Linked DNA regions of Homo sapiens: region 1 is linked to region 2. The links are chromatin loops, found by intact Hi-C in ENCODE. Cell type or tissue: heart left ventricle. All regions are shown on one strand. Links, peaks and the distances in the headings refer to the core of each region. The heading gives the core; the rest is flanking DNA.

Region 1 (14,928 bases), core at 3,195-11,194, 240 kb before region 2:
TTGGGAGGCTGAGGCAGGCGGATCACGTGAAGTCAAGAGTTCCAGACCAGCCTGACCAACATGGTGAAACCCCGTGTCTACTAAAAATACAAAAATTAGCCGGGCATGGTGGCGGGCGCCTGTAGTCCCAGCTACTCAGGAGGCTGAGGCAGGAGAATCGCTTGAACCCGAGAGGAGGAGGTTGCAGTGAGCCGAGGTCGCGCCATTGCACTCCAGCCTGGGCGACAAAAAAAGAAAAAAAAGAAAAAAGAAAGAAAGAAAGAAAGGAAGGAAGGAGAAAGAAAAAGAAAGAAAGAAAGAAAGAAAGAAAGAAAGAAAGAAAGAAAGAAAGAAAGAAAAAAAGAAAGAAAAGAAAGAAAGAAGAAAGAAAAGAAAAGAAAAAGAAAATAGTGAAAACGTCCTCTCACAGGCTTCATTGCCATTCCTCAAAATGTAGCCTTTTTATCAGGTTATTTTCTATCTTTATAGACCTTCCATGTATACGCAAACAAGATTTATATATAATTATATGTATTATTAAAGGATATATGTTTATATATGCTCATATACAGAAATGCTTTAATTTCTTTCTTTTTTTTTTTTTTTTTTTTTTTTTTTTTTGAGACGGAGTCTCTCTCTGTCGCCCAGGCTGGAGTGCAGTGGCTCGATCTCTGCTCACTGCAAGCTCCGCCTCCTGGGTTCACACCATTCTCCTGCCTCAGCCTCCCGAGTAGGTGGGACTACAGGCACCCGCCACCACGCCTGGCTAATTTTTTTTTTTTTTTTTTTTTTGTATTTTTTAGTAGAGACGGGGTTTCACTGTGTTAGCCAAGACAGTCTTGATCTCCTGACCTAATGATCCTCCCGCCTCGGCCTCCCAAAGTGCTGGGATTACAGGCGTGAGCCACAATGCCCAGCTTAATTCTCTTTCAAGGGATCCAATGCTTTAAGAAATGAGATGGCAAAGAAGTTATGAAGAAACAGGTCGAATTATAGAATTGACTAATTAGGTACGTCTGGGACACAGCTACCAAGGTAACAGACTCCCTAAAAAGATAAAATCCAGCCTGTAGCTTGCCTGATCAAAATCTTTCAATGGATGCTTTAGCTAAATGGTCAGATGCCCAAGGTTAGTAAATATCATCATTTTCCATTTGCTCTTCCCTCGGCTAGAAACCTCTTTCCAAGTCTTCAGGTGCCCAGTCGCTATCCACAGCTCGGTTCAGGCATCATCACTCCCTGGAAAACTTGGCTCTTAATTCGGGTGCCGACCAAGTCCTCCGGGGTCCGCAAAGGCTGGCATCCCACCACCAACGCGCGTGACTAGGGTCTTCTGTTTTGCGCGTCTTCCAGTTCCACTGAGGGCCGAGACTTTGTCTTTGCGGCCCCAGTACTTGCTTAGTTCCGAGAGTGCGGTTTGCACTCAGTAAGTAGCCACTTACTGAGTCCAATCGATTATTGGAAACCTAATTTTTCATCACTGCTTCTCCCACAAGAAGCTCTAGGACTGACTCCTCAAAGACCAAAACTGGAATTAGCAATCCCGCTGTTTACCCGGAGGCCCGGTCAAATGTCTTAAATCTGGGAGGATTCCTCCTGGGAAATTCCAGTAAGGGCGCGGAGCAGGTCAGGAAGGAGGTTACTTTTTGGGTCTTTATCGTCTATGATGGGAGAAAAGGAGAAATGAAGACTCGATTTTGCTGAACGCCTGCTCATTGTCAATTTTGCCGGTTCATCTCTCAAGAAATCAGCAAAAAGACTCAGAATTGTAATCGCGAAGGGAAAGAATGCGGCCACGTGGCCTATTTTCCTGTGGATAGACTAAGCAAACGCTTTTCTTCAGGGGCCCGGATAGCTCAGTCGGTAGAGCATCAGACTTTTAATCTGAGGGTCCGGGGTTCAAGTCCCTGTTCGGGCGGATGCTGTTTTAGTTTCCAATAAAATGGATTTGGGCGAGGCTGAGAGAAAGGAACGTTATGTGAAACCCGCTTGGGGTGCCTCCTCCTTGAGGGAAACCAGAACTTGCTAGTGGGTTCTTACCGGAAGAAGTGAAACGTGTGGAAAATGCCAAGAAACTTTATCTTCCAATAGCAGGCTTTTCTTTTCCAACCTTTATACGTTGCTTTGTCTTAGGATATTTTTTCTTTTAAATTGTATTTTATATTCAAAACAGATCAATAAACACATCGTCAGAGTCACAATTAGTAATATTCTTGGCAAGAATTGTGCAGCTTTTGGCACCGAGGAATGTTTTCAGGCACTTTTTATTAAAAGTGCGATGAGGAAACTGAGACTCAAGAAATATTTCAGATGAAGACACGTAAAGACGCAAGATTCCTACATCTCCAACTGGACGCAGTCCTTCACCAGATTCTTAATGCTCTGGTGGGCCCCTGACTTGTGTCTCTTGCGGTAAAGACTAATGCTTTTGAACACTGTCCTCATGTCTGTCGTCGATGAAAAAACGTGCAGCCCCAGAGAGCTGACTATACTGGTGATCAAACCCAAGACCTTCCGCCTGTGGAACAGGCGTGTTGGCCACCTCAATAACAAATCTTGTGCCACGTATTGCCATTTAACATCCAGTAGTATAAATAGGGTGATTACGGAACTGGGAAGAAATCATTCTACGACTTCTGATTCCTTTGAGAGGCTTAAGTTCATCATGCATCCTCATAATGACTTTGACTTCTGATTTCTCGAGCTTATTCTTTGCATCCTTATAATACCTTACTAAATACTTCGTCTCATTAGTTTCTGCCCGCCTAAGAGACAAGGAGAACAGCCGTCTCTGGGTGTGTATGGCGTAGGTGCAAACGTGCAAGGGTACTGGGGAGAGAGGCGAGCCTCCAGAGAGGCTAAGAAGTGGACCGTAGCCCTGTCTGTTCAAAGGGGTTGAGCCAACAAAAGGTCTGCCGAAACCCGGGATCGAACCAGGGACCTTTAGATCTTCAGTCTAACGCTCTCCCAACTGAGCTATTTCGGCGAAGACATGAGACAGTCCCGCCCTGTCAAGGAAATTTAAAAGAAAAAAAAAAACCGGGCGTGGTGGCTCATGTCTGTAATGCCAGCGCTTTGGGAGCCCGAGGCGGGTGGATTACCTGAACTCGGGAGTTCGAGACCAGCCTGGCCAATATGGTGAAACCCCGTCTCTACTAAAAATACAAAAAAAATTAGCCGGGCGTGGTAGCGAGCCCCTGTAATCCCAGCTACTTAGGAGGCTGAGGCGGGAGCATCGCTTGAACCTGGGAGGCGGAGGTTGCAGTGAGCCGAGATGGCGCCATTGCACTCCAGCCTGGGCGACAAGAGCGAAACTCCGTCTCAAATAATAATAATAACAATAATAATAATCCTGTTTCCTCCCACTTCCAGGCTTTTAGTTCTTCATTTCACCTTCCAAACTGTATTATTTTTAGCCCTGAGGTTTTAAGAGCAATCAGTAAGAAAATTAATTCCTTTCATGTGAGGAAACTTTCCCGTTCTGCCTTTTCCCAGGCCACATTGTGTTGTCTTCCTCATGCTTTCTCTCTTCCCAGGGCCCTAATAAGAGTAAGAACCGCCGCTTTCTAAGAACCTACTGTGTGTCCAGCAGGGATCTACAGCATTGCATTCAATTCCGTCCTCCCCCACGCCTGCCTTTAATTGATATGATAATATACAAATTTTTTAATGAATAACAAATGTGCCACCAATCACCTAGAACTATTAGGGAGGCTCCAAAGCATCAAAGGCTAAACTAAACACCATGGCTGGAGAGGGAATGAACTGGAGGAGGGAAAGGAGGAAAGACTGGGGGGACCCAGAGCTCTCCACCCTTGTCCTCTCGCTCCAGCCTGGTCTGTTCTTGCTCATTCAGAAACTGGTTGGAGTAAAAAGATTCCCCTTTTCAAGATCGCCAAAAGTGGAACTGATCGCTTTCGAAGGGACTCCTTCAGGAAGAAGGAGAAAAATTCGAGAAACTTACCTGTTTCTCTCCCTGGAATGCCTTCTGAACCCTGAGATTTACTTTCCTCAATAAAGAAGCTCGCCTCGCCCACCCAGCCCACTCTTCCTAGGAGCAGCGAGGATCGCTGTCCCTCCAGCACATACTAGTCAACTCGAGTCATCTGAATATGGGCATATTGGGCACATATTTCTTTGTAATGGTTCCTCTCCTATTACAATATGTATCTGTTGTTTCATCGTTAGATTGAAAGCTCTTTAAGAATTATGGTAACAGTGTTACAGCTCTTTCAGAATTTGTTTAGCAGGTTTTCTGGTTTTCACAGGAAAATAAAATAAAAACAATAATTATAATAATGGCTACCGTGTTTTGAATGCTTGCTTTTAGGCTATTAAGCACAGTACATGCATTGGTATCCCATTTAATTATCACAAGCTTATGAGATGGAAGCTATTATTATTCCCTTTCTCCTGGGGAAACTGAGCTTTAGAGAGCGGGAGGTAATGCTGGGATCTGTGTGGACCACGGTAGAGCATTCCTGTGGGCAGGGTGAAGGCCCTGCCTCACGATTGGGTGCTGTCGCCATCCTGGCCTTTCCCCACTAATCAGGACTCACTGGGCACCACAGTCCACCAGCTAAGAGGGCAGCCTCTTACACGTTCAGCCCACATCCCCATCCTGTCAATGAGGAGATCAAGACCGACTTTCTTCTGTTGCCTGGCTGAAGCCAGGAAGGCTCCATCATTAGCCAAGCAAGGGATGCAACCGGTCCCTTCACTTCACAGGGAAATTAGCTCACCTTGATGACCTTACATTCTAAAAACCGCTGCAGAAGCCGATGTTTCCCCACACCCCGCCTTTTTTTTTCTTTGAGACAGAGTCTCGCACTGTCGCCCGCGCTGGAGTGCAGTGGCGCGATCTCGGCTCACTGCAACCTCCGCCTTCCGGGTTCAAGCTATTCTCCTTCCTCAGCCTCCCGAGTAGCTGGGATTACAGGCGCCGGCCACCACGCCCAGCTAATTGTTTTTGTATTTTTACTACAGATGGCGCTTCACCATGTTGGCCAGGCTGGTCTCGAACTTCTGACCTTGTGATTCGCCCGCCTCGGTCTCCCAAAGCGCTAAGATCGCCTGTTTACCTTTTTAATTTGTAGTAGGGGAGCACTAACATTTCATTTTTCCCATTTCAGTCCCTTGAATACGCTCTCTCTTAATACACACCCTCTTCCTCCCACCAACAGAAGCTGCTGTCTCCACCTCAACTTCTTCCTTTGTTCAGATCACACTTTTGAGAGGGGAGTCAGGGGTGGATTTGACCTGGTTTAATGAGGGGAACGGCTCAGTTTGGGGCTTCAGTTTCTAGATGATCATCACTTCCTTTTTATAGTGCAGAAAACTCTTTCCTAAGGTAGTAAGGAGGGCTGGGAAGGTACAGGATCCCAGCCATATTCCTCAGGCACCCAATCGGAGAGAACCCAAGAGGGAGGGTCAGCAGGAGCCATCACAGGGGAGCGAAGAGAGGCTGTCACTGTGGCGGCCTGGTCCTTTGATATATCCGCTGTTGGGATACAGCAGCCCGGCTGGTGGCTACAGAATAATCTGCCTATTACAGCCCCCAAAGTGATGGATTAGAAGTTTCCCGTATACCTCTGCACAAAGGCCTATCCCCATAGAGGGCTTACCCTCCGAGAAGTGTTTGGGGTCGCAGTTTACACAATCCAGGACTTTATTCCCTTCTTTTGCAGTGTGTTAACAAACAAAAGATCCTAAAATTGGTTCTTACTCTTTTAATGAGGAAAAAAAAGATACCGCCCGAACAGGGACTTGAACCCTGGACCCTCAGATTAAAAGTCTGATGCTCTACCGACTGAGCTATCCGGGCTCACGGTAGTAACGTTGCTTCCATTAATGAAGACTCTGTTACCATTATGCCGTGAACTAACAGGCAAGGTGCAAGGTGGTGAACGAGTTCCTGGGCTCTTCTTTTGTGTGTGATCCAATCCAATTCCGATGCAGAAATCCGGCGAGGGCTGGGAGGAGGCTAAGTCGGGCGTGGGGAGGAAGGGTGATTAGCTTGTTCTTTGGCAGCTGAATACACATTCGTTAAATAAAGCAAGTTCTCCTTACATTTAGAGACTGCGTGGCAAACGTGAATCCTCAGTTCTGCAAAACCGCGCAGGGGAGAGAAAAAGCCGCCCACGAATTGAACTGTCTGCACCGCCTACGCGTGTCTTAGCCCTGAACCCAAAGCGCATCCAGTTGGAAACCACAGTTCAGTGGTTAAAGACATCAGGCTGCCCCTTCCGAGGAGACGCCACTTCGTGATTCCTTGCCTCCATCCCAGGTGCCCACCTCAAAAAAGTAGCGCGAAGCAGATTAGCTGAAAAGAGATGACGGGTGGTAGCCGTAGCTCGCCGGCGATCCGGTGAGCGCGCCCCGGACCCACCCCGCCCCCACAGCCCCGACTTCGACGCACGCGCAGCTCCGTCTCAGCTCGCTAGCCGACCCGCCCCTCCCACTTCTCCCCTGTACACGCAGCTGTTTTCTTCTGACAGATCCCATCAAGAACTTTCAGTCCTCTAGGCCTCGCACGTGCTGTCCCATCAATACCTGAAATGTCACCTTCCTTTCAACTCCTTTCCCCTCGTTACCTCCAAGCACCTATAGAGAAGGAAAAATAATCTTCCTTCTACCAGTTTGAGTTCTCAGCTGGGACTCCTGTAACAACAGACAGAATGAAGAGAAAAACAAGTGTATTAACATGTGCATTTCATATATACATGGGACATACCCAGGGAATGAGTAATTCTAAAGGTGTGGCTGAGAACTCCATTTTATACAGCATCGTCAACAAAGAACAATACGTTTTTGGAGAAGTGACAACACAAAGGAAAAGGACCTTAAAGGCTGGGCGCGGTGGCTCACGCCTGTAATCCCAGTACTTTGCGAGGCCGAGGTGGGCGGATCACCTGAGGTCAGGAGTTCGAGACCAGCCTGACCAACATGTGGTGAAACCTCGTCTCTACTAAAAATACAAAAATTAGCCGGGCGTGGTGGCGCGCGCCTGTAATCCCAGCTACTCAGGAGGCTGAGGCAGGAGAATCGCTTGAACTCGGAGGCAGAGGTTGCAGTGAGCCGAGATCGCGCCACTGCACTCCAGCCTGCGCGACAGAGCGAGACTCTGTCCCAAAAAAAACAAAAAAAAAGAAAGCAAAAAGAAAGGACCTCGGGTCTCCAGGGACAGCAAATTGTGGGAAAGCAAATATATGGGAAATTAATGTTAGATAAAGGCAGGTTCCTAAAGCTTGTTAAATGTACTTCTGTGGTCCCCTCTGTTCACGTCTCCAAGCTGTTAAGGACCTAAAGTTGTCTTAGGTTATCAACCTTTGTCCTTCCTGGTAGAGAAAGGAGGAGGAACGACTTTGTAAATGTATATCCTGCTTTTAGGCAGATAGGGGGAGGCTATGGAGCTTTATTTTAATCAGCTTCTTCCCAATTGCCTTTAGCGCAAAATAATCCTTAGGCCGGAGTGGCATATTTTCGGGTGGTATATACTTCTACCCTTTACACCTTTGAGAATGCAGCTTGGCCAAAGCAGTAGTTCACGCCTGTAATTCCAGCGCTTTGGAGGCCGAGGCGGGCCAATCACTTGAGGTCAGGAGTTTGAGACTAGCCTGGCCAACATGGTGAAACCTGGTCTCTACCAAAAAATACAAAAATAGCCAAGTGCGGTGGCGCACACCCGTAGTCCCAGCTACTCGGGAGGCTGAGGCAGGAGAATCGCTGGAACCCAGGAAACAGAGGTTGCAGTGAGCCGAGATGGCTTTTAATCAATGCTTTAATAGAGAAATATGCAAGACCTTTGGTAACCCAGAGAAATCACTAGAAGGAAGGCAGAGTAGCACCTGGCAGGGGGTAAGGCATTAGAACTGTGCCTTGAAAGGTGAGTAGGAGTGTGCAGGCATGCAGGAAATGTGATTCAGCCAGAAATACCGTGTCTTCTTCTCTGAGCTTGAATTCCAAATGCTTCTCACCAGGATTCCCCCTCTCCTCTTCAGGCTGAAAACAGACAGGGCTTGCCTTTTTAGGGCAAAGGCTAGGCCCAACATTTCCTAGGAATATGCCTCCCACTTTTGGTCCCAAGGTGGTTGGCTTTTGCTCAGAACAATAGTAACAATCTCATTCTTCACTCTTACCTGTGTGTATAAGTAACACTTTAAAGCATGCTGTCAGGTTCTCCAAAGAAACAGAACCAGTAGGACAGAGACAGATAGAAACAGAGGTAGAGAAAGATTATTTTAAGAGCTCGGTTCACACATTGTGGGGGTCAGCAAACCCAAAACCTGTAGGGCAGACTAACGGTTTGAAAATTCAGATAAGAGTTAAGGTTGCCATCTTGAGTTTAAATTCAGCAGGGCAGGCCAGGTGCTGTGGTTCATGCCTGTAATCCCAACACTTTGGGAGACTGAGGCGGGTGGATGACCTGAGGTCAGGAGTTCCAGACCAGCCTGGCCAACACGGTAAAACCCCGTCTCTACTAAAAATACAAAAATTAGCCAGGCGTGGTGGTGCACACCTGTAGTCAAGCTACTTGGGAGGCTGAGGCAGGAGAATCTCTGGAACCCAGGAGGCAGAGGTTGCAGTGAGCCCAGATGGCGCCACTGCACTCCAGTCTGGGTGACAGACCAGGACTCCCTCTCAAAAAATTAAATAAATAAATAAATAAATAAATAAATAAATAAATAAATTCAGCAGGGCAGTAAGCTGGAGACTCAGGAAGGCAGGTTTTCTATACCAAAGTTTTTTTTGTTTGTTTGTTTTTGTTTGAGATGGAGTCTTGCTCTGTTGTCCAGGCTGGAGTGGAGTGGCTCAATCTTGGCTCACTGCAACCTCCGCCTCCCAGGTTCAAGCAATTCTCCTGTCTCAGCCTCCCAAGTAGCTAGGATTACAGGCATGCGCCACCATGCCTGGCTAATTTTTGTATTTTTAACAGAGATGGGGTTTCACCATGTTGGCCAGGCTGGTCTGCAACTCCTGACCTCAGGTGATCTGCCCGTCTCGGCCTCCCAAAATGCTGGGATTACAGGCGTAAGCCACCGCGCCTGGCCTATAGCAAAGTTTTTAGGAGAATTCCTTCTTCTTCAGAAACTCCAGTCTTTGCTCTTAAAGGCTTCAGCTGATTTAATGAGGCACATTATAAAGGGTGATCTTCTTTACCTGGAGTCTACTGATTTAAACGTTAATCACATGTAAAAAATACCTTCATTGCCAGGGGCTGTGACTCATACCTGTAGTCTCAGCACTTTGAAAGGCCGAGGCAGGCAGATCGCTTGAGCTCCAGAGTTCGAGACCAGCCTGGGCAACATGGCGACACCCCGTCTCTATAAATACAAAAAATTAACCGGACGTGATGCTGCGTACCTGTGGTCCCAGCTACTAGGGAGGCTGAGGCCAAAGAATGACTTGAGGCCCAGGAGGTTGAGGCTGCAGTGAACTGTGATGGTGCCACTGCACCCCACCCCTGGGCAACAGAACAAGACCCTGTCTCAAAAGAAACAAACCAAAAACACCTTCCTAGTAACATCTAGAATGGCGTTCGACCAAACCTCATGAAAAGTTTAATTCTCTAGTCTATTAGATGATCAGTTGGGGTTTCTTCTTATTGATCACCATTGGACTTTCAAGAGCCCCTCATCAAAATACATCTTTCCACCCAAGAACTCAACGATTTTGGGGCTGAAGCCCCATATCAGCTAGCATATTGGCAAACATTAACAGAAAGAGGAGAGGGGTATAAATAGGCCTAAAAACCATATGGCTGGCTTCATTTTGCCTTTTACCACACTGCGAGTTCTTAGAATGTGACACATGGATCTCCTTCCTCTCCCTCCATGGTCCAGCCTGACTAAAAAGAAGGCACTCCCTAAGTGTGTTTTTCCATTGCCTTGCCTTGAGTGGAGTGGCTCATCTTTTTTTTTTTTTTTTTTTTTTTTTTTTTTTGAGACGGAATTTCGCTCTTGTTGTCCTGGCTGCAGTGCAATGGTGTAATCTCCGCTCACGGCAACCTCTGCCTCCTGGGTTCAAGCGATTCTCCTGCCTCAGCCTCCCGAGTAGCTGGGATGACAGGCGTGCGCCACCACGCACGGTTAATTTTGTATTTTTAGTAGAGACGGGATTTCTCCATTTTGGTCAGGCTGGTCTTGAACTCCCAACCTCAGGTGATCCGCCCGCCTCAGCCTCCCAAAGTGCTGGGATTACAGGCGTGAGCCACTATGCCCGGCTGTGGTTCATCATCTTAATGAGGCTTTCTACTGAAATTCAATCCATATCCTCCGAGTTCCACTGACCTCCGCCCCCATGCCAGACAAGCATGGACAACTCTGGAAGCCTAGAAACTGGTGGATGGCCGATTCCCGGGGTGTTTCCTAGTGATCTCTGCCAGGAGCTTCTCTGTTGGTGCTGATAACAAATTAGCCAATGGATACAAACCTGTTTTGTAAACTGCCAGGTGTTGAAGATCAAACGGTGTCCTCTGAAATTCAGTTCTTCCTGCATACAGCGTCTGGATATCTTTGCTGGGGTGGGGAAGGTGGTGCATAGGGTTCAGAGGGGTGCAAGGATATGATGTACAAGTGACTTGCAATTTGGAAAATAAAAATACAGGGTGTCCAGTTAAATCCAATTTCACAGAAACAACAAATATGTACTTTGTATATTCCATGCAATATTTGGGACATGTTTATACTAAAAAGTATTTGTTGTTTCTCTGAAATTCAAATTTTGGCCGGGTTCAGTGGCTCGTGCCTGTAATCCCAACACTTTGGGAGGCTGAGGCAGGAGGATGACCTGAGGTCAGGAGTTCGGGACCAGCCTGGCCAACATGGTGAAACCCTGTCTCTACTAAAAATACAAAAATTAGCCGGGCACCTGTAATCCCAGCTACTCCGGAGGCTGAGGCAGGAGAATCACTTGAACCCGGGAGGCGGAGGTTACAGTCAGCCGAGATCACGCCACTGCACTCCAGCATGGGAGCAAGACTCCATCTTAAAAAAAGAAAAAAGAAAAGAAAAGGAAAAAGAAAAAAAAGGAAATTAATTGGACGTCCTGTATTTGGTCTTCTAACCCTAGTGTAGATTTAAACTAGAAAGGGCTTCCGATCTCTGTCTCCCGCCCCACCTAAGAGCTGTTCTAGGGTCCTTGTTATTGTTTTTGTTTTCTTTTTTAAAGACAGAGTTTCACCGTGTTGGCCAGGCTGGTCTCGAACTCATGACCTCAAGTAATCCGTCCGCCTCGACTTCCCAAAATGCTGGGATTACAGGCGTGAGCCACCGCGCCCGGCCCCGGTCCTTGTTACGGTTTAAAAAGCTGGACAAAGCCCGTGCGCCGAACGCTTTCGAGGACTTCTTTGGCCAAGAGGGGGCCCGGGCTGTCACCATTCCCGGCAAGCCCGCGACCAAGCAGGCAGCGGAGGCGGCGCAGGCCGAGAGCTCCCGCCCCTCTGACAGTGAGAGAAGGGTCGCAGCGCCCACGGCTGCCTAGAACCCGAAAGAAGAGGAGCGGGGTGCGGGGACACAGGGTTGCTCAAGAAAGTGAGCTATGCGCAGTGCTCCGGAAGAGCTTGTCTCAAACCAGGTCCCAAGTGAGGGCAGAGGCGTAACTTCGTACTGGGCAGTTTAAAAGGTAAGACATATGTCCCCAGTATCCTCCCTCCCAGGGGAAAATGACGATAAGGTTTCCCTTAACTGCCCCAGCCCGCGTGAGAACCCACAGGGTGTTGACCCTGTTAACTGCAGAAAGACCCTGTTAACTGCAGAAATCACATGTAGTGATGACTAACGCCTAAAACGGAAGCGCTGCCGAAACCCGGGATTGAACCAGGGACCTTTAGATCTTCAGTCTAACGCTCTCCCAACTGAGCTATTTCGGCTGCCGTGGAAGACGTTTTTCTTTTTTTCTACATAATTATAATAAAATAGTATTTGTTCCGTGGTAACAAAGATCATATGGATTCAGCTAGAGGTAGGCATTTTACAAATGTTACAAAGGTGATAAGGCAAGGCCCTTGTTTACAAACTGAAGTGATAAATCACTTTTCTCAGGGTTTTTTGTTGTTGTTGTTGTTTTAAGTTCCCTGCAATTTGCTTTTTTCATTTAAAAACATATTATGGACTTTTTTCATGGCAGTTATGTAGACCTATCATACTTTTTAATCCACGTTCGCCAGTATTGGATTGTATGGTTATAACATAATCTATGTAATCAAACTGACAACTATCAGCTTTTTTACCTTTTTCTATATCTCATTATTAAAAACAATACTGCCATAAATTTTTAAAATATACTTGTTTTTCTTGTGCAAAGGCAGATTTTGCAAGGTAGATATATATAAACATTGTGATTTTTACAGATATCTTCAGATTGAAATCCAGGATATATAGAAGAGGTAAGGAAGGCCATTTGTAAAGGCTTCAAATGTAGACTTTCAATGCTACCTCCACATGAGGTAAACATAGAGTCACTGTACAGTATTTGTTAAAAGCATTGATTTGCTAAACCTAGCATTAAAAATATACCTCAATTTTTGGAATACCATCTTGGCATTTTTCATTTTTAAATATATATAGTCAAAAAAAAGAATTAAGTCAGGCTTCCCTCAAACTCTAAGAAGCAAGTTGTGGTTTAATAATATCTCTAATATGCTGATTTTATTCCTCCTCCACCTCCCATTTCATAATTTTCATCTCTTGCATTTATTCACTGAAAAATGTTTTAGCCAGATGCGGTGTCTCTGGGAGGCCAAGGCAGGCGGATCACCTGAGGTCGGGAGTTCAAGACCAGCCTGACCAACATGGAGAAACCCCGTCTCTACTAAAAATACAAAATTAGCCGGGCGTGGTGGTGCACGCCTGTAATTCCAGCTGCTCGGGAGGCTGAAGCAGGAGACTCCCTTGAACCAGGGAGGTGGAGGTTGCAGTGGGCCGAGATTGCGCCATTGCACTCCAGCCTGAGCAACAACAGCAAAACTCCGTCTCAAAAAAAAAAAAGTTTTATATAAACTCCATAAGGCTGTTAGAATAATTCAATGCTTTGTATTCACTTGCTTCATAAATAAGGAGCCAGCATGGACTCATTACAATTTGAAATAAAAGCGCCATGACCTTAGTTTAGAATTTATAAACAATAGGCTTAAAATGGAGGATGAGTATAGACTGTCATTCTCAAGAAAGATTAAGAGTACATCTGAAATGAGATGTTTGTGGCTGTCACGCCTAAACTAGGTGACTTTACAGTTTTTTCAGACTCAAGAGCCTATCATTTGTTTAGCTTAAATTTCACCCTTTTGGTTTCCCTTGGTAGTTGAAGTACGAAAAATTCTAAAATGACCCACAAAACACCCTCCCAGCCCCACAAAACCCTGCATAATCCCTGGGACTATGAAATTCATCATATTAATTTATAACCTGTTATTAGGTGATATTATATAGTACAGGTTACTCTAAAATATGTGATTATCTGGGTGAGCCTGACCAATCACTTGAGCCCTTTAAAAGCAGAGGGTTTTTTCTAGCTGGTTGCAGAAAGGAGTCAGAGACTCAAAACACAAGACTTGAAGATGGAGGGGACCATGTGGCAAAAATATACGGGCAGTCTCTAGAAGTTGAGGGTGGTTCTCAGCTGACAGCCAGCAAGGAAATTGGTCTTCAGTTCTGCAACTGCAGGAAACCTAAGTTGGCCAAGAACAAGAATGAGTTTGGAAGCAGCTTTCCCCTCAGTGCCTCCAGATGAGAACTCAAGCTGGTCAACTCCTTGATTTCAGTCTTGTGACACCCTGAGTAGAGAACCCAGTCACATCATGTGGGACTTCTCATCTACAGATGAACGGATAAACCGTGAATGGATAGAACAGGTGTTGTTTTAAGCTACTGTTTATAGTAATTAGTTATGCAGCTATGGAAAATTAATACCGTAGTATAGACTTACCATAGGCTAGGTATATTAATGACAAAGAGTGGATTTAAGTCCTTTTCCGGTCACTTACTTGCCTATGTTCTTGAGTCATTTACTTGTCTATGCTTAAGTCGGTTTCTTTTCTTTTTTCTTTTTTCTTTTTTCTTTTTGAGACAGAGTCTTGCTTTGCTGCCCAGGCTGGAGTGCAGTGGCACGATCTCGGCTCACTGCAACCTCTGCCTCCCGGATTCAAGCGATTCTCCTGCCTCAGACTCCCGAGTAGCTGGGACTACAGGCGCCCACCACCACGCCCGGCTTGCTTATTCATTTATTTATTTATTTATTTATTTATTTATTTATTTATTTATTTATTTATTGAGACGGAGTCTCGCTCTGCCACCCAGGCTGGAGTGAAGTGGCAGGATCTCAGCTCACTGCAACCTCTGCCTCCTGGGTTCAAGCGATTCTTCTGTCTCAGCCTCCCGAGCAGCTGGGACTATAGGTGTGTGCTACCACGCCCAGCTAATTTTTGTATTTTTAGTAGAGACGGGATTTCACCATATTGGCCAGGCTGGTTTCGAACTCCTGACCTCGTGATCCACCCGCCTCGGCCTCCCAATGTGCTAGGATTACAGGCATGAGCCACCGCCCCTGGCCCTGGCTAATTTTTGTATTTTGAGTAGAGATGGGGTTTTGCCACACTGGCCAGGCTGGTCTCAAACTCCTGACCTCAGGTGATCCACCCTCCTTGGCCTCCCAAAGTGCTGGGATTACAGGCATGAGCCCCTGCACCTGGTTCCAGTGTGATACACACATGCACACATACATACATATATATAATTTATATATACATATGTGTATATGTATAAAAAAATATACACACACACACACATACGTACACACATATATATGTAAAATACCTGGACCCCATCTGCAGAGATTCTGATTCAATTAGGGCTAAGGCAATTATGTGTGTGTGTGTGTGTGTGTGTGTGTGTGTGTGTGTGTGTGTGTGTGTCTAAAATTGCCCTAGCCCCTAATTGAATAGAATCTCTGCAG
Region 2 (14,928 bases), core at 3,688-11,687:
GAGAATTCCTAAAATGCCTAAGATTAATTGGAATGATCAAACTTCCCTGTCAGGAAGTGATTGCTAGGAAATGGTTGGGAAGCTTATCAAGAGACCACTGTCTGGAAGGGAAAATATAACCAAATAGCTTGGGTAAACCCAATGTCTGTCAGTTAAAGGGCCTGGAAATAACTTAGAGAAAGCAAATGTTCCCCACCTCAGATAGTTATTGAGCACCTACTGTGTGCCAGGCACTCTTCTGCAGTTAGTGAATATACTCAATTCAGGCTGAATGATGTTGATTCAGGTCTGAATGACCAGGAAGAGGCCAGCATCCTAGTGATGTCCTAATAACAATGAGATATCCTTATTTTGGTTCCTCTCCATGTGCTTAAGTGTAAAAAAAATAACAAAGGTTGTCTGGGGATATCTCAGAGTATATTTATAGGTAGTTACTAGGTATCTAGATAGTATGTTCTGGATGCCTGGTGGAGTGCTGGTCACAGAGAAGTAGTAAAATTCACTGAATGTTTCTTGAACAAGTGACTGCCACCCCACCACCAAGGACTGTGAATGGGTGTCCTATGGAAGGCCATGCATCAAGGTTTGTGGATGCTCTTCTTGCCACTGAAGATTGTAAGAAAGAGAATCCCTTCCCCGCATTGGCTAGGACTGACCTGAGACGTTTACTTGGTGTGATCAGAGTCTGTTCTTTGCAGGGTGAGATGTTAGATAACATAGAGTTGAATGTCATGCACACAGTGGACCACGTGGAGAAGGCACGAGATGAAACGAAAAAAGCTGTGAAATACCAGAGTCAGGCCCGGAAGGTGAGACTCTCCTGTGGCCTTCAGAGAAGAGAGTCCATTTTGTTTGCTGTGTCTCGCTCTTTCTCTTCCCTCTCCCTGTCTCTGTTTCTGCTGCCACCACCTCTTGCATCTGGGGAAAGGGATCCATGATTGACCGTATTGAGAACAACATGGACCAGTCAGTGGGCTTTGTGGAGCGGGCCGTGGCAGATACCAAAAAGGCTGTCAAGTATCAGAGTGAAGCCCGGAGGGTGAGCACCTTCATCTCAACTGTCCTTCGTCTCAGCTGTCTTACTAGTATCTCTTCTCCCTGGCCACCCCTACCTGTGTTCTTGAGCCCATGCCTCCCTCCCTGTCGTAGCCTCATCAACCCCTCCCTCAGCTTTTCCTAGAGACAAGCTGCCTGCCCTTCCTTCCCAGGTGTGCCTTGCATGGATCTGGCTCACAAGCTATCTCCCCAAAAACCCACACTTGAAAGGCAGTTCTGTAGGATGGATGCATGGCCCAGGTGGTGCTGCTAATCTTCTCCTGGACTTAGCTCATGAGGCTTTCAGATGTTACACTTGACTCCTCTGTTCAGAAACCTTCTCTTCATTGTCTTCCACTCCAGGCGCCCAAGCTCCGCCTCCCTTCTCTTTTTCTCTACCTTGTACCTAGCTCATGCTAACTGCTATCTATACATTATGTCATATCTGATGGAGCACCTGTTATTTCTACTTTATAAATGAGACAGTTGAGGGTCAGGGGCTCAGTAACTGGCTTCAGGCCACCTAGTAAGTAGAGGCACTGGGATTCAAGTTCAGATCCCAATCATTCTGTTTCTACCACACCACTGTATTTGCCCACCCTCTGGTGCCCCTGCCGCTTAAGGACTTCTAGGCTTCTGTGCTCACGACTGTGGTTATCCAGCTCTGGTGGCGTCTGCTTTTTAGACTTCTCTCCTTTGACTGGTTCTCTTGGGCTCTGATATTGTTGTTGTTTAGTTCTTTGTTTTTCATCCAACTTTACCTATTGCTTATGCAGGGATTTAGGGGACTGGGAAGTTATTTTACATGGTGAATCCAGGCTGGGTGGCATTTTCTGATATCCAGGCAGTGTACTGGGTCTGACAGGTAGGAGTATGGGCAAAAGTAGGAAATTAGAACTCTATCAAAAATGCCTTTACATTCCCTCTTAAAATGGAAAAAATCAGTCAGTGACTTTTTATCTTGGCCAACTGCTCCTTAGAGACCCCACGATAGTGGCTCTGATTCTATCTGTCCACATATACAGAACTGCAGTGTGAGCTGAGAGCTGAGAGAGGCCCCATATTTCCCTCTGCTGGCATTCCTAGCCTAGAAGTAATTTAAGAAATTTAAACTGTCCTAGGCTGGGTGTGGTGGTTCACACCTATAATCCCAGAACTTTGGGAGGCCGAGGTGAGAGGATTGCTTGAGCCCAGGAATTTGAGACCAGACTGGGGAACATGGGAAGATCCTGTCTCTACAAAAATAAAGAAAATGAGCTGAGCATGGTGGTGCATGCCTGTAGTCCTATGTACTCAGGAGGCTGAGGCAGGAGGATCACTTGAGCCCAGGAGGTCGAGGCTGCAGTGAGCCATGATCATGCCACTGCACTCTAGCCTGAGTGATAGAGAAAAACCCTGTCTTAAAAATAAATGAAGTATCCTAGAAGGATGTCTGTATGTAGAGATGTAGGCCTCTTACTCAGACTGGTAAGATATTTTCTATGTAGAGGTGACAGGGGTTAGGTTTTGGATGAGTTGTTATTTTTTTGGTTGTTTGTAATAATGATTTGTTTTTGTCTTATTCCTCTCTCCAGAAATTGATAATTATCATTGTGCTAGTAGTTGTGTTGCTGGGCATTTTAGCATTGATTATTGGACTTTCCGTTGGGCTGAATTAAGAGTGGCCTAAGAGGCTGCTGCACTGAAATGTAAGTAAACGAGTGGTTCTTGGGGACTCTGGATTTGGCTCCTCAAGAGGAAATTAGCTTGGGATTTCAAATTCCTCTTCTTTCCCCCTATGATTGTCCTTGGACACACTGAGCTTTCTAAAACTTTCAGTAGCCTGTGGATTCTTTATCTCCTTATAGTTCTATTGGTTTCTGGCTGCAGTACGTGGATGAGCTCTCCGTTTGTTCTTATCCTGTAGATTCTGTCCCCAATCTCTGTCTTGTCGTATTACCACTTCTCCCAGCATACCTGAGCACCCCAGGTGACTCCCCTTACTCAGGAAGCATGCTTCTAAGTTGGGTACATCTCTGTCTTGGATCTGGAGTCTGTCTTCTGAATTCTTACTGATTTTCATGGATGTTGGGCTTTACTTTCTGTATCCTTTTCAATGTAAATGAAACTCTGAATTGGGATTTGGATCTGCAGAGTTTTCTCTGTTGCTGAGTGGTTGGGTCTTAAATGATGATAGTTAACACACTTTTGAGTGTTGTGTTGTACCAGACAATGTACTAAACACCTTATACACATATCATTGAATCCTTACAACATCCTTTGAGACAGATACAGTGTTATGCACATTTTACAGACAAAGAAACTCAGTCAAAGAGAATGTTGAATAACAGGGCCAAGTTCACACAGCTAATAGTGGACCTAGCTTCTCTTTGTAAAAGAAGGTAGCCACTTATCATTAACTATAAAGCCTGGAGAACCTTAGAGGATAGCGATGCTAAAATTTAGACTATTCATTTTCTTGAAAATTTGTTAAAAGTGATAGACTTACCACTGAATCACTGGTTTTTTTTTTTTTTTGAGACGGAGTCTTGCTCTATCTCCCAGCCTGGGGTGCAGTGGCATGATCTCGGCTCACTGCAACCTCCGCCTCCTGGATTCAAGCAATTCTCCTGCCTCAGCCTCCTGAGTAGCTGGGATTACAGGCACATGCCACAGCGCCTAGCTAATTTTTGTATTATTAGTAGAGATGGGGTTTTGCCATGTTGGCCAGAATGCCTTGAACTCCTGACCTCAGGTGATTTGCCCGCCTAAGCTGGGATTACAGGCGTGAGCCACTGCGCCCGGCCTGAATCAAAACAAACAAAAAACGTTTTTGTTGTTGTTGTTTTTTGTTTGTTTCTCATTCTTGTCCCCCAGGCTGGAGTGCAGTGGCGCGATCTCAGCTCACTGCAGCCTCCGCCTCCTGGGTTCAAGCGATTCTCCTGCCTCAGCCTCCCGAGTAGCTGGGATTATAGGTGCCTGCCACCACGCCCGGCTAATTTTTGTATTTTTAGTAGAGACGAGGTTTCACCATGTTGGCCATGCTGGTCTCCTGACCTCAGGTGATCCACCCGCCTCGGCCTCCCAAAGTGCTAGGATTACAGGCGTGAGCCACTGCACCCGGCCTGAATCACGTTTAATAGTAGTGAGCATATCAATCTGGTTATTGGGACTATTAAGACTTTTGTGACTTTAAAACAAACAATTTTTTTTTGTTGTTGAGATTGTGTGTTGCTCTGTCGCCCAGGCTGGAGCGCAGTGGTGCGATCTTAGCTCACTGCAACCTCTGCCTCCCAGGCTCAAGTGATCCTTCCGCCTCAGCCTTCTGAGTAGCTGGGACTATAGGTGTACACCAACACGCCAAGATAACTTTTATATTTTTTGTAGAGATGGAGTTTTGCCATGTCACCCAGGCTGGTCTTGAACTCCTGGACTCAAGCGATCCACTTGCCTTGGCCTCCCAAAGTGCTGGGATTACAGGCATGAGCCACTGCGCCCAGCCAGTGACTTTTAAAATATTTTTCTGAATAAAATATAGCATGCATTGTTAAAAAAAAACCTATAAAATACAGAAAACATAAAACTAATGAACTTTTAATATTATTGCTGATAACCTTGTGGCACGTTCACATACTCAGACATAGTTTTACATAGTTCAGACTATATTATCCAGTTTTGTACCCAGTTAGAAAATTATAAGCATCATTCCACAGCATTAAAATCTCTTTGTAAATCTAATTTTCAATATGAGATTGTGGCCATACTCTCAAATATTTAACATTTTCACAATGTTGGAGGTTTATGTTATTTTGCTGTAGCTAACAGTGTGACTAACCTTATTTAATATTTTTCTCATTTAAATTTTCTCTTTATTACCAACTCATATAAGTTGGAGTACTGAAATAACAGGTATAAACATTTTTAAGACTTGGCACATAATACCATGCCAGTACCCAGAGCTGTGCCTTCCTTTTATATTTGTTTCAGTGTGTCTCTTCTTATTCCTCCTCCTTCCATGTGACCAGGGGATCTAAAAGTCAGCTTATTACAGCATTGAGCATTCAACTTCATCTTGAAAGATAAGCAACAGTGAGATGAACAACCTCTCATAGACAGGTGGTTGGTTGATTTTTTTTTTCCCCTCTTTTTTCTGGCACTTGGAGTCTAGCCCTTGACTTTTTTGTATGTGAACTTTAAATTTTGGTTTGGCTCTGAACAATCTGATTGAAATAGATGTTGAAATTTTAAAAAGATATAAGAGTTGTTATTTTTCCATATCCTTGGATGAAAGATGATATGCAAATTTGTGGTGCCCCTTTCTATTCCTAATTCCAGGACTTCAGAAGGTATATGAATCATTTTTCAGGACGTAACTCCTCAAAGAGGAGCAGACTAATTAATATGTTGTTTTTGGTTGACTAACCCTATCTTTAACCTGCTAAATTGCTGAGCAGTTGTTAAGCTGCTTTTTTTGTAGTGTATTCCATGTTCCCTAACAAAGTCAAGACTGATTGTTGCCTAGGTCTGGACTCTCCTCTTCCTCCATGTCACCCAAGGGAGAGAGGTCTCTGAACAGGAGGGTAGACAGTGTGTTTATATTTCCTAGTAATGTGCCAGCTGCTTGCTCTAAGATCATAGTATCCTCATTTTACAGACGGGGAAAGAGCAATGAAGTTAAGGAACTTGCCCAAGACTACATAGCTCATAAGGTGGAGCAGCCATAATATGACCCCTGAACTTTTTCCATAGGCTTTTCATTGTGTCCTTCTGTTTTCTAAAAGAAAGGCAGCAGGGAGTTCATGAAGATCGAGAACCAGAAAGCAGCTCCTGCAGCCTGTCTTCAGGAGCGGTGTTGCTGTGGGACCTGCAGAGCAGGTGTTTTCACTAGGGATTGTCCCTTCCCACCACGTCCTTCCATGGGTGTGGACAGCCTGTGAGAAGGCTTATAAAAGGCCTAGAGGCTTTTCTATTTTTTTCCCCTCTCACAGTAGGGCTTTTTGTTCTTTGTACAGTGGGATATTTAACTCCAAGTTCTGTCCTGGGTTTGTCTATTTCATAGTGATTTCTGGTCTTTCCTCCCCACCTTCCAGGTTTGTGGCTGACTCCTTCTGTTGCCCTTTGCCTTCTTCCTGTGTACTGATCAGCTCCTCCTTTCCCTGCCTCCTAGAAACTGATTTCACTCCAGACTGGTGTGGCCACCCTTGTCTTCAGATGAGAATGGAGTCTGAATGGCCTTCCTGAGAGCGAGTGCGACCCGTTCCTTTGTTTCCTTGCAACCACCCTTGGACCTGACTCAGCTAACAATCTAGCCCTGGGGGAATGTGATCTACCTGATGCGACCCTGAGTTCTCCCCAGAGCCTCCTCCTGCCCCACCAGCTCTCAAGTACCTTTTCTCCTGGACTGTGTGGACCCACCCAGCTTTCTTCCTCCCTGTTGTGTGTCAGATTATGCCTTGCACTTGGGAAAGCTCTTGTGAGACTCTCCCAAGGTGCTGTATTTTTCTACCTCATGGAGTATTCTCCCAGAAACTGCAATGTATTTTTTTAGGGGAGTATCTTTAACAAAGCAGAATGATTCTTCTAAGTTTGGCAACAAGAAGGCTTGGATCTGAGTCTTCTACCTGGCAGGATGCCAATCCTGTTTGTTGTCCGTATGTCCTGAAAACATGAGGGACTGGCAGATGTCATTTTGGTCTAAAGAGCTGACTTGTTTGAAATTCAGCCTTAAATTAAGCTCTTAGTTGTTCAGCTTGGGGGGCAACTTTGATTTTTCTCTGTGTTGTAGTCTCTCATATTTACTCAAGGAGGGACCAGGATGATACAGTCATCTGAGGTTATGCTTTGCAAAAGGCTGACGGTATGGAATATGTTTCCATGTCTGAGTCTTAGAAACTGGCTGCTCATTGTTAGAAAGTGATGCTTTGTGAGACTATTGTCTTGGGGCCAAAAATAATCAGGGATTTTAAATTGGGCAAGGGACAAGGTGCTAGAATCCTAAGCTCTGGAAATATTTCATGACACTGGTGTATTCACTCATGTGTTCCAGATGTATTCTAATTGTGTATGAAATGTATGTACACATAAGTGTGTGTGTCTCAGGAAGTAGGAAATAAAAATGGAAGCTATTATGACCTCAAAAAAAAAAAGCCAACTTTGAGCTAGGATAAAAATTGGGTAAAGGACATTTGCTTACCTGCAAATGAATCACTGTGGAAATGTGATCTTCCCATATCATCAAGAAACTTGTTTTCTGGATGAATACTGGGAGAATAAAATGAGAACTCTGGAGTGAGCTAAATTGATCCCAATTAAGTTTTTCTGCTTAGCAGACAGAAGGTATAATTTTTTGACACCCTTTCCCACCTGGTGCCTATGCTAGGCTTGTCCTGAGAACATCCCTCAGTAACTTGATATTCACATGACCTACAGGATGTCCCATCTGCAGGGCTGAGTCAGTTGGGGAACACCAGAGGCTACACAGTAGCTCTTCCTGCTACTCGGTTAATGAGCTTGGCAGGTTCTTTGTCTCACTGAATTCTTATCATGGAAACAGCAGCAGCAGCCGCTAGGAAATCTTCAAGTGTAGTGTCTGTGCTAACCCAGTGGTAAATCCCTTAGATCCCCTGCTGGTCTCTGGCAGTCTCCTTGATTTTGGGTACCATGTATATTTTCCGCTTTGACTTTAACGCTTTCTAGGATAGGGTAAGCACCCTTAATTCAGGCACTGTCCATTAGCTTCCTTTGCAAAGGCTACTTATGGCCGGTCACAATCCAGCACTCAGACAGAGCCAAGGCAATATCCTCTTGCCCATGGCTATGATGTCAGACAGTGGATGGGCTCCAGCAACAAGAGACAAAATAACTAAAGGCCTTTGCTCTCCTCTGACATTGAGGCCTGGGGCTTACAGTTTGGAATACAACATGTGAAGGTTTTTGTTGTTGTTTGTATTTTTTAGATGTAAACTTGATTATTTTATTGCTAATTTAAAAATAAAAATGACTTTGTATTGATTGTGAAACGGTTCTGGCTCTGTCTCGATGCAGAAACACAATGATCTGGTGCCACCATGTGGTGATTTTTATTCAGGTTTTAGAATGCAGTTCACACCTTTTTAAGCCATGTGCTGGATCAGATGGTTCAAAAGTGCAATTTTTGAACATGGTTTAACTCCCACAGAATGCAGTGTAACTATGTTTGTGTTTCAGATTTGAGGTGTTCCCCCCAAAAGAATTTGGTTCAGTCCTTGGGAGTATCTGGCTTTAGGAGGAAATGGGGGAGATCTGTCACGATGTTATCTAGAAGGTGGAATGACCATACCAAACATCCTTTTAATCTAACTTGAATGTCTCACCAAAAATAACATTTCTGTTGGCATTCTGGGTCCTAGAAGCCAGATCCATCTCCTTTTTCCTTCTGTTGCTCTCTTCCTTCACACCCTCTTCCATGTCCACATGCACTTATCTCCCTGCAGAATACTTTTTGCGATGATGTTTCTCATGTATTCTTTCTTTCCTTGTCTGGATGAGCAGAAGAAGATCATGATCATGATCTGCTGTATTATCCTTGCGATCATCTTAGCTTCCACCATTGGGAGCATATTTGCCTGAAAAAGGTGAGCCATCTGTGGGGAGGGTCAGACCTTCTTTCACTGACTTGAAACCTTTGTGTCTTGGGGGCACTCTAGGTGCCTTAATCTGGGTGGGATTAGGTGCTAATAATGGTTAGAGAAAACTAAAGAAAGGGATGTTTCAGAGACAGAAAAGTGAGTGAAGAATGAACTGTTAGTAGGTAGTCTGTGGGAGGAGGGGGGAGACAGAAGGTGGCAATCTGTCCTATAACCTGGTGTGGCAGAATGCTTTGTACAGGTGAAGGATAGTGATTCCTGCTAAACAGTTTGAGCCTTGGTATCTGGAAGTGACAAAAAGAACAAGAATTAGTTCTTGCATTAGGTGCATCTTGAACTTTTTGGAAGAGGGCCGGCCACACAGTAAATTCAAATTAAATTTCTTCCCTTTCAAGGTTAATGAAAGTTAACACAGCCTTGTATGTAGTCCTTTACCCCGGGTAAGAGGGATTTGGTGATCCCAGCCACGAACACCATGCTATATAATCTATGATTTTTTTCCTCCATTTTTCTGTTATCTCCCACAGCCCTCACAGATTGATCGACTGGCATTTCTAATCCTCCTTCCACTTCTGTGGTACCATCACTTCTCCACGCAGACTCCTCATCAGCTTCTCCTCTTTCCATTATGAAACTTCTTAAGAAACAGGGCACCAATCAACTACTTATTAAGAATTATGCAAAGAATAAACGTATACAGAATTGGGCGGAGGACAGGGACAGGGAGTACAGATACATAGCTGATTAGGCAGATGGTTTAAAGGAGGACTGCAGGGTAGAGAAGCAAGCAGAGTGGGCGCCTCTTTAGGAAGTGACACAGCCTGCATGTGCAGTATGGCTGTGAAGGGGCAGATATCATAGCACACCTAACTCAACAGGATCTTACTTGAACTGCTGTGAGTTGGTCAAGTCAGGGCACTTCTGCTCTTCAGGCTCCTCTAGGTCACACCTTTGACCACCCTACATCTGTTTCCTCTTTCAGGCTCCAGTAGTAGTCTTAAAAGTGAAGTTTATCTAAGGATAAGCACATGCCTATCTTGCTCACTGCTGTGTCCCCACTTTTTAGCACAGCGCCTGCTGCTTACAGGTACTCAAATATCTGCTGACTTAATTACTTATAATTAAGCTCTTATTTCAGTCATGGACAAATCCTTGGGTTTGACTCCTAAACTCTTTAAGGTACCAATGAGAACGTGGTTTGTTACTGTCAGAGGCTGTGTAAAGCCGCTTGGGAATGGGCTGATCTGCTTATGCAAAAATGCTACCAACCTTTCAAACCCCATTACCACAACATGAAAATTTAAAGTGCTTTTTCTATGGGTGGTGATGGTGGAGTTCTAGCAACAGCCTCTTAATCTGTGGAGAAGATGGCTGGCTCCAGGACTGTGGTTCAATAACGAAATACAGGCCCACAAAATAAAATAGGTTTATAGCATGACTGAACTCACACATCAGTAGAACACTCTGTGAACCATAACAAAGAACAGATAAAGGTGTCAAGTGAGAAAGGTGAAATGAGGTTATCACTCACTTCACCTCTCACCTGATTTGTGTTGCTAGCTGAAACTGCTGGCCAGTAACGTATGTATAAGAAACTGTTATAGGCCGGGCACGGTGGCTCATGCCTGTAATCACAGCACTTTGGGAGGCCAAGGCAGGTGGATCACCAGACTGACCAACATAGTGAAACCCCCTCTCTACAAAAAATACAAAAATTAGCCAGGCATGGTGGCTTGCACCTGTATTCCCAGCTACTTGGGAGGCTGAGGCAGGAGAATTGCTTGAATGCAAGAGGCGGAAGTTGCAGTGAGCCGAGATCGCGCCACTGCACTCCAGCCTGGGCAACAAGAGCTAAATTCCATCTAAAAAAAAAAAAAAAACAAAAAAAAAAAACTGTTCTTAATACTTAATACTGTCCCCAATTCCATTCAAGGTTCAGTTGTGTTCAGCTTTAAAACCAGCTATGTGAATGTGAGTTCTAGTGCAGATTATTTAGTGATTATGTAACTAAAATTGATGAAAAAATCACACTATACAACTGTGAGGAGCACACAACTGCTAAGTTTGTACTTTTGAAAGTAAATTATTCTTTGTTTGATACCTTATTTTTTAAGAAAGTGGGATTAAAAATATTTTGGTCAGTGCTGTTTTCTACCCACCTTCAAAAGCCAATGGTTTGATATTTCTATTAATTTGTGCTTCCTTTAGTTTTAATAGGGGATAGAAGACTGCAGCTGGTTGGGTCTGGAAAACATTAATCTGGGCAAACGGAGCTGGAGCTATGAGGATCTGAGTCCTAGGGGGCCCTCATTCACTAGCAGTAAGAATTTAAGTGGTGCATGGCACATAGCACTGTACTAGATTCTGCAGGGGCACAAACATAGAGCCAAACACTCTCCCTCTTGGAGAATTTCAGACCCAGAAAAGGCCACGCAGTTCTAACTTTTGTCATCGGTTCCTTTTGCTAAAAGGCAAAGGGTATGTTCCTTGCCTATTGTCCAACATACCCCTTCCAAGATTGTGAGAAGATGGGTAGCTGGGCATCAATAAATATTGAATCAATTGACCTATGTACTGTTGTTTTTTTCTTACTCTAAAAATGTGTTTTTAACCTAGTAAAATATCACAGAAACTGGCTCCTGAAGTGTGTACGTATAAAAGGCAGTATAAACATTTAAGTGAGACTCGCATCATAGATGGGGGAATGCAAACATTTGTTTCAGCCTTCATGTTCATCTTACACCCCAGGAGGACCAAGAACTCTTTAGTCATTGAGGCCTATTTCTTAATCTTTTAAGGGATTAAGAATGACCAATGAGAAGTTATATCCTGAAGTGATGTTTAAATTTTATTTAATAAAAATACAGTTTTCTTTTTAAATCAACAAATAACATTGTTTTTCAGAAATCTACTCAAATGCTGCTCCTTAGTTATGGCTTAAGAGCTACCCAAAGACTTCAGTGGGTAGGCTGAGGGGAATAGAAATGCAGAATCCTTCTTTCAGTAGCCTATATACAGTTATCTCCTACACTCACTACACACGTTTGGGCATGTAGAACTTGCCCCAGTATTTCCCCTTGTGGGTCAAGTCATATGGGCTCAGTACTTTCCGTATGCCCAGCATGTTGGCAGTGGCTATTCGCTCAAATGTCCAGGGGTTCTGGTTGTTACGTTCTCTTTCCTCTTGATCTTTTCGCATCTTCTCTAGAGTCCCGCGGCTCACAGCCTTTGCTGCGAAGGGCAACTTGTGGGCAACCTGGTCAAGGAAACCTTGCACTTCTTCAAATTCACAACGCCCACCCATCTCTACAACAAGGCGGCCAGCCTTCACAGGTGTCACGTAGTGGTCAATAGCACCTTTGCCTCCCCCCATGCGATGCCCAACACTTTTGCGAGTGATGGGCTTGAAAGGGGCTGGTACTCGCCATATGGCAAACATGTTCTTGGGGTCCATAGAGCGGTTGATTGTCAGGCGCATCATTTCAAAGTGGCCCCAATGCAGGTAGCCACCACCCAATGCCTAAAAGTGAATGGGAGAATTAGAAACACATGCGGACTTCGACATCATCTATGGGCTCATTATTTTGTCTCTTCTAGTAACTGTGGCTTCAATGATACAATTGAAAATAAAAATCTAAGTTCTAATAAGTCCCATGGAGGAAAAGCCTAGGGTACACAGTAATAGAGTGAAGGGGGACCCATTTCAGTGGAGAGCCAGGAAGGCTTCTTTGAAGAGGTGACATCTAAAGCTAAGACCAGAATAAAAAGAACTAGCCAAGGGAAAAGAGAGGAGTGTGCCAGGCATAAGAAAGGCTTATGTGGAGGCCCTGGCACAGCAGAGGGCTTGGCAAGTTGAACAGAAGCCAATGTGGCTGGAGTAGGGTGAGGAATGGGGAGAGTGGGCAGGAGGTTCTGAGAGGTCAGTGGGGGTGATTATGTAGGCTGCAGGAAGAGGACTTTGGAATATCACTCTGGCTGCCTGGTGGAAAACAAATCCTAGTGCACACCCATTTGTGTGGCTGCTGACATCAAGTCTTCATGGAAGCTACTCAACAAGTAAGGAAACAGCTGTCTTCCACATCCTATATTGTGGATGGTTTTATTTTTACCAGGGCTTGAAAAGATCTCATGATCTGATTATGGGGCACATTAGCTAGCCCCTTCCTTCTGCTTTTACGTTATTTTCACTCTACATTAAAAAAAAAAAAGATATATAACCCAAATGTTTACTGGGTACCCAGTAGCCTCTGTACATACCAGTTTAAAGAGCAACTGGTGGCAGTTCTAATAAAAACTGTGGAGGAAGAGACTAAATTATCTCAAGGAGTATGAGATTTTGTTATTCCCTAGCTTCCATCCCATTGCTGCTCGATGCTGAATTCACTCACCAAGATTGCAAAATTGCCTTCTGTAAACTCCGTAGCTTCAGTGGAAGGTCCCCGTATGTCACTTAAATTTTTAGGTTCTCTTCTTACTTTTGGCACAAGTGGTGCCCTTTCAATAAATCTAAGCTTGGGTTTTTCAGGAATGGAAACATCTAAAAGAAGCACAGACAACCAGGATAAAGTAAAACTATACATCTCAAAAGATCTATTTTCCTAGAAAGATTTATAACAGGTGAAAGTCTTAATTTCTTTCTTCTTCATTTTTTGGTAGAGACAGGGTCTCACTATGTTGCCCAGGTTGGTTTCAAACTCCTGGCCTCAAGTGATTTTCCTGCCTTTACCTCCCAAAGTGTTGGGATTACAAGTGCGAGCCACCATATCCAGCCTGAAAGTCTTAAAGTTACCACTGAACAGTAACTGTAAAGGTATATTACATTTTTGCAGATGCTTTTAGTGACACTGGAATCTTCTGGCTGTGACAGTGGCTAATGCAAATGTTTCTAAAACTTTAAAGATAGCAAAGTTTTATCCTCTGAATCCAAATGCACTTATTAATCACCAACTCTGTGCTTAACACTGTAACAGGGATTGTTTGGAAACCACTAGTTCACTTAATCTTTAAAATAACTTTATAGCCTTGGTATTCTTTCAGGGCTCTCTTTTTAAAAATTTTAAACTTGTCAAAGTTTAACACAGCTATATCAAAGGGCCAAATTAAAAATATACAGCTCAGTGAATTACCAGAAAGTGAACACATGAACACACACCACTATTACCCAGATCAACAAACAGGATATTAGGCAGGTAGTATTTTTAATCTCCATTTTATAGAAGAGGAACCCGAGGGCTAAAAACACTTTATAATCTGGTCTATGCCATCCAGTTCAACAGCAAAGCTACATACCATGTCACAAAAATATATACATATATTTCCCTGCCTCTCTGGATGTTAATGGGGGTAGTGGAAGAATACTATATTGTACATAAAAATATCTAAGTTCTCCAGCTCTGCCACATTCTTGTTGAGAAACTTACAACCTAGGAATCCTTTGATCAATGCTCTTTCTCTCATATATGCAGGGACTTTTCATGCTGAGACCTGCACAGGTCAGTGTGCCAGGTTTTGGTGGGTGGGCAAAACTTCAGGCCAGACATGTGACATCTTCTTTATCATCCTTACTTGACGATTTGGGGAAAAAAGTTAACATACAAATCATTTTTAAAAATTTCTTAAATGAACCAAGTATGGCTTTATAATGGAGACAAATACAAAATAGAAGAGTTTGAGGAAATACCAAATTATTACTATCAGAGTTTCAGAAGCTGCCCCTCAACTTCTATATGTAGCTACAGAGAATCTTAGTAATGCTTTCTTTCACCTACAAGTCAAAATGTACTTTCAAAACGTGGTTTAACAATTCTGTACAGAAGACCCTCAGATGTACAGACCCTATTCATTTTTTTTGAGGGTTCCAGTATATTTCTTTTTTAAAAAGTAAACTAGTTTTACGATATTGTGGCTTAAATTTAACAAATTAAAGCTTTTTCACATATCGTTAGATGACTGCATATATGTAAACTTATTTGGAAAGAACATCAAAAGTTCAGGTTTTTTTTTTCTTTTGAGACAGAGTCTCACTCTGTTGCCCAGGCTGGAGTGCAGTGGCCTCCTGAGTAGCTGGGATTACAGGTGTAAACTACCACGCCCAGCTAATTTTTTGTATTTTTAGTAGAGATGGGGTTTCACCAGGTTGGCAGGCTGGTCTCCAACTCCTGGCCTCAAGTGATCCACCCGCCTCCGCCTCCTAAAGTGCTGTGATTACAGGCGTGAGCCACCATGCCCGCTCAAAAATCCAGATTTCAGGCCAATGACTACTGGCTGAGTGGACCATGGGACACACACC

Evidence for each region. A loop is a pair of places that touch in the nucleus more often than their neighbours do. Peaks named below come from ENCODE experiments on the same cell type or tissue, not always from the same donor. Only the 100,000 strongest peaks of a DNase experiment are listed, where the experiment ranks them.
Region 1: a loop joins it to region 2, with 2.5 times the contacts of the local background. A loop is called at or near these places in 18 of 110 quality-filtered maps.

What each region holds. Positions count from the first base shown.
Region 1 is chr11:59,554,605-59,569,532 of GRCh38, forward strand. It overlaps LINC02739 (long intergenic non-protein coding RNA 2739), which reads right to left and starts at 11,526. Exons shown (of 5, transcript NR_187292.1): 1 at 10,411-11,526; 2 at 7,915-7,980; 3 at 6,532-6,639; 4 at 6,049-6,273; 5 at 5,694-5,962. TRK-TTT3-4 (tRNA-Lys (anticodon TTT) 3-4) reads right to left here and starts at 5,803; the gene lies at 5,731-5,803. It overlaps LOC102723575 (a long non-coding RNA gene), which reads left to right. Exons shown (of 4, transcript XR_950136.2): 4 at 6,055-6,142. It overlaps TRK-TTT5-1 (tRNA-Lys (anticodon TTT) 5-1), which reads left to right and starts at 1,825; the gene lies at 1,825-1,897. It also overlaps TRF-GAA1-3, TRF-GAA2-1 and the pseudogene RNU7-58P. RefSeq lists silencers at 1,752-1,801, 1,785-1,975, 2,812-2,941 and enhancers at 10,820-11,321, 11,167-11,346, 11,322-11,821. In heart left ventricle, for the core only: no CTCF peak of the experiment used is centred there; a DNase peak (open chromatin) is centred at 6,417; H3K4me3 peaks cover 1,913 bases; H3K27ac peaks cover 1,360 bases.
Region 2 is chr11:59,794,674-59,809,601 of GRCh38, forward strand. It overlaps STX3 (syntaxin 3), which reads left to right. Exons shown (of 11, transcript NM_004177.5): 9 at 699-809; 10 at 2,610-2,723; 11 at 6,182-11,205. The coding sequence ends at 2,693. It overlaps MRPL16 (mitochondrial ribosomal protein L16), which reads right to left. Exons shown (of 4, transcript NM_017840.4): 3 at 13,028-13,176; 4 at 11,467-12,159. The coding sequence ends at 11,674. Among named protein-coding and RNA genes, the nearest start is that of MRPL16, 8.6 kb to the right of the region's middle. RefSeq lists an enhancer at 8,136-8,185. In heart left ventricle, for the core only: a CTCF peak has its summit at 8,093 (motif pointing left); no DNase peak of the experiment used is centred there; H3K4me3 peaks cover 288 bases; H3K27ac peaks cover 913 bases.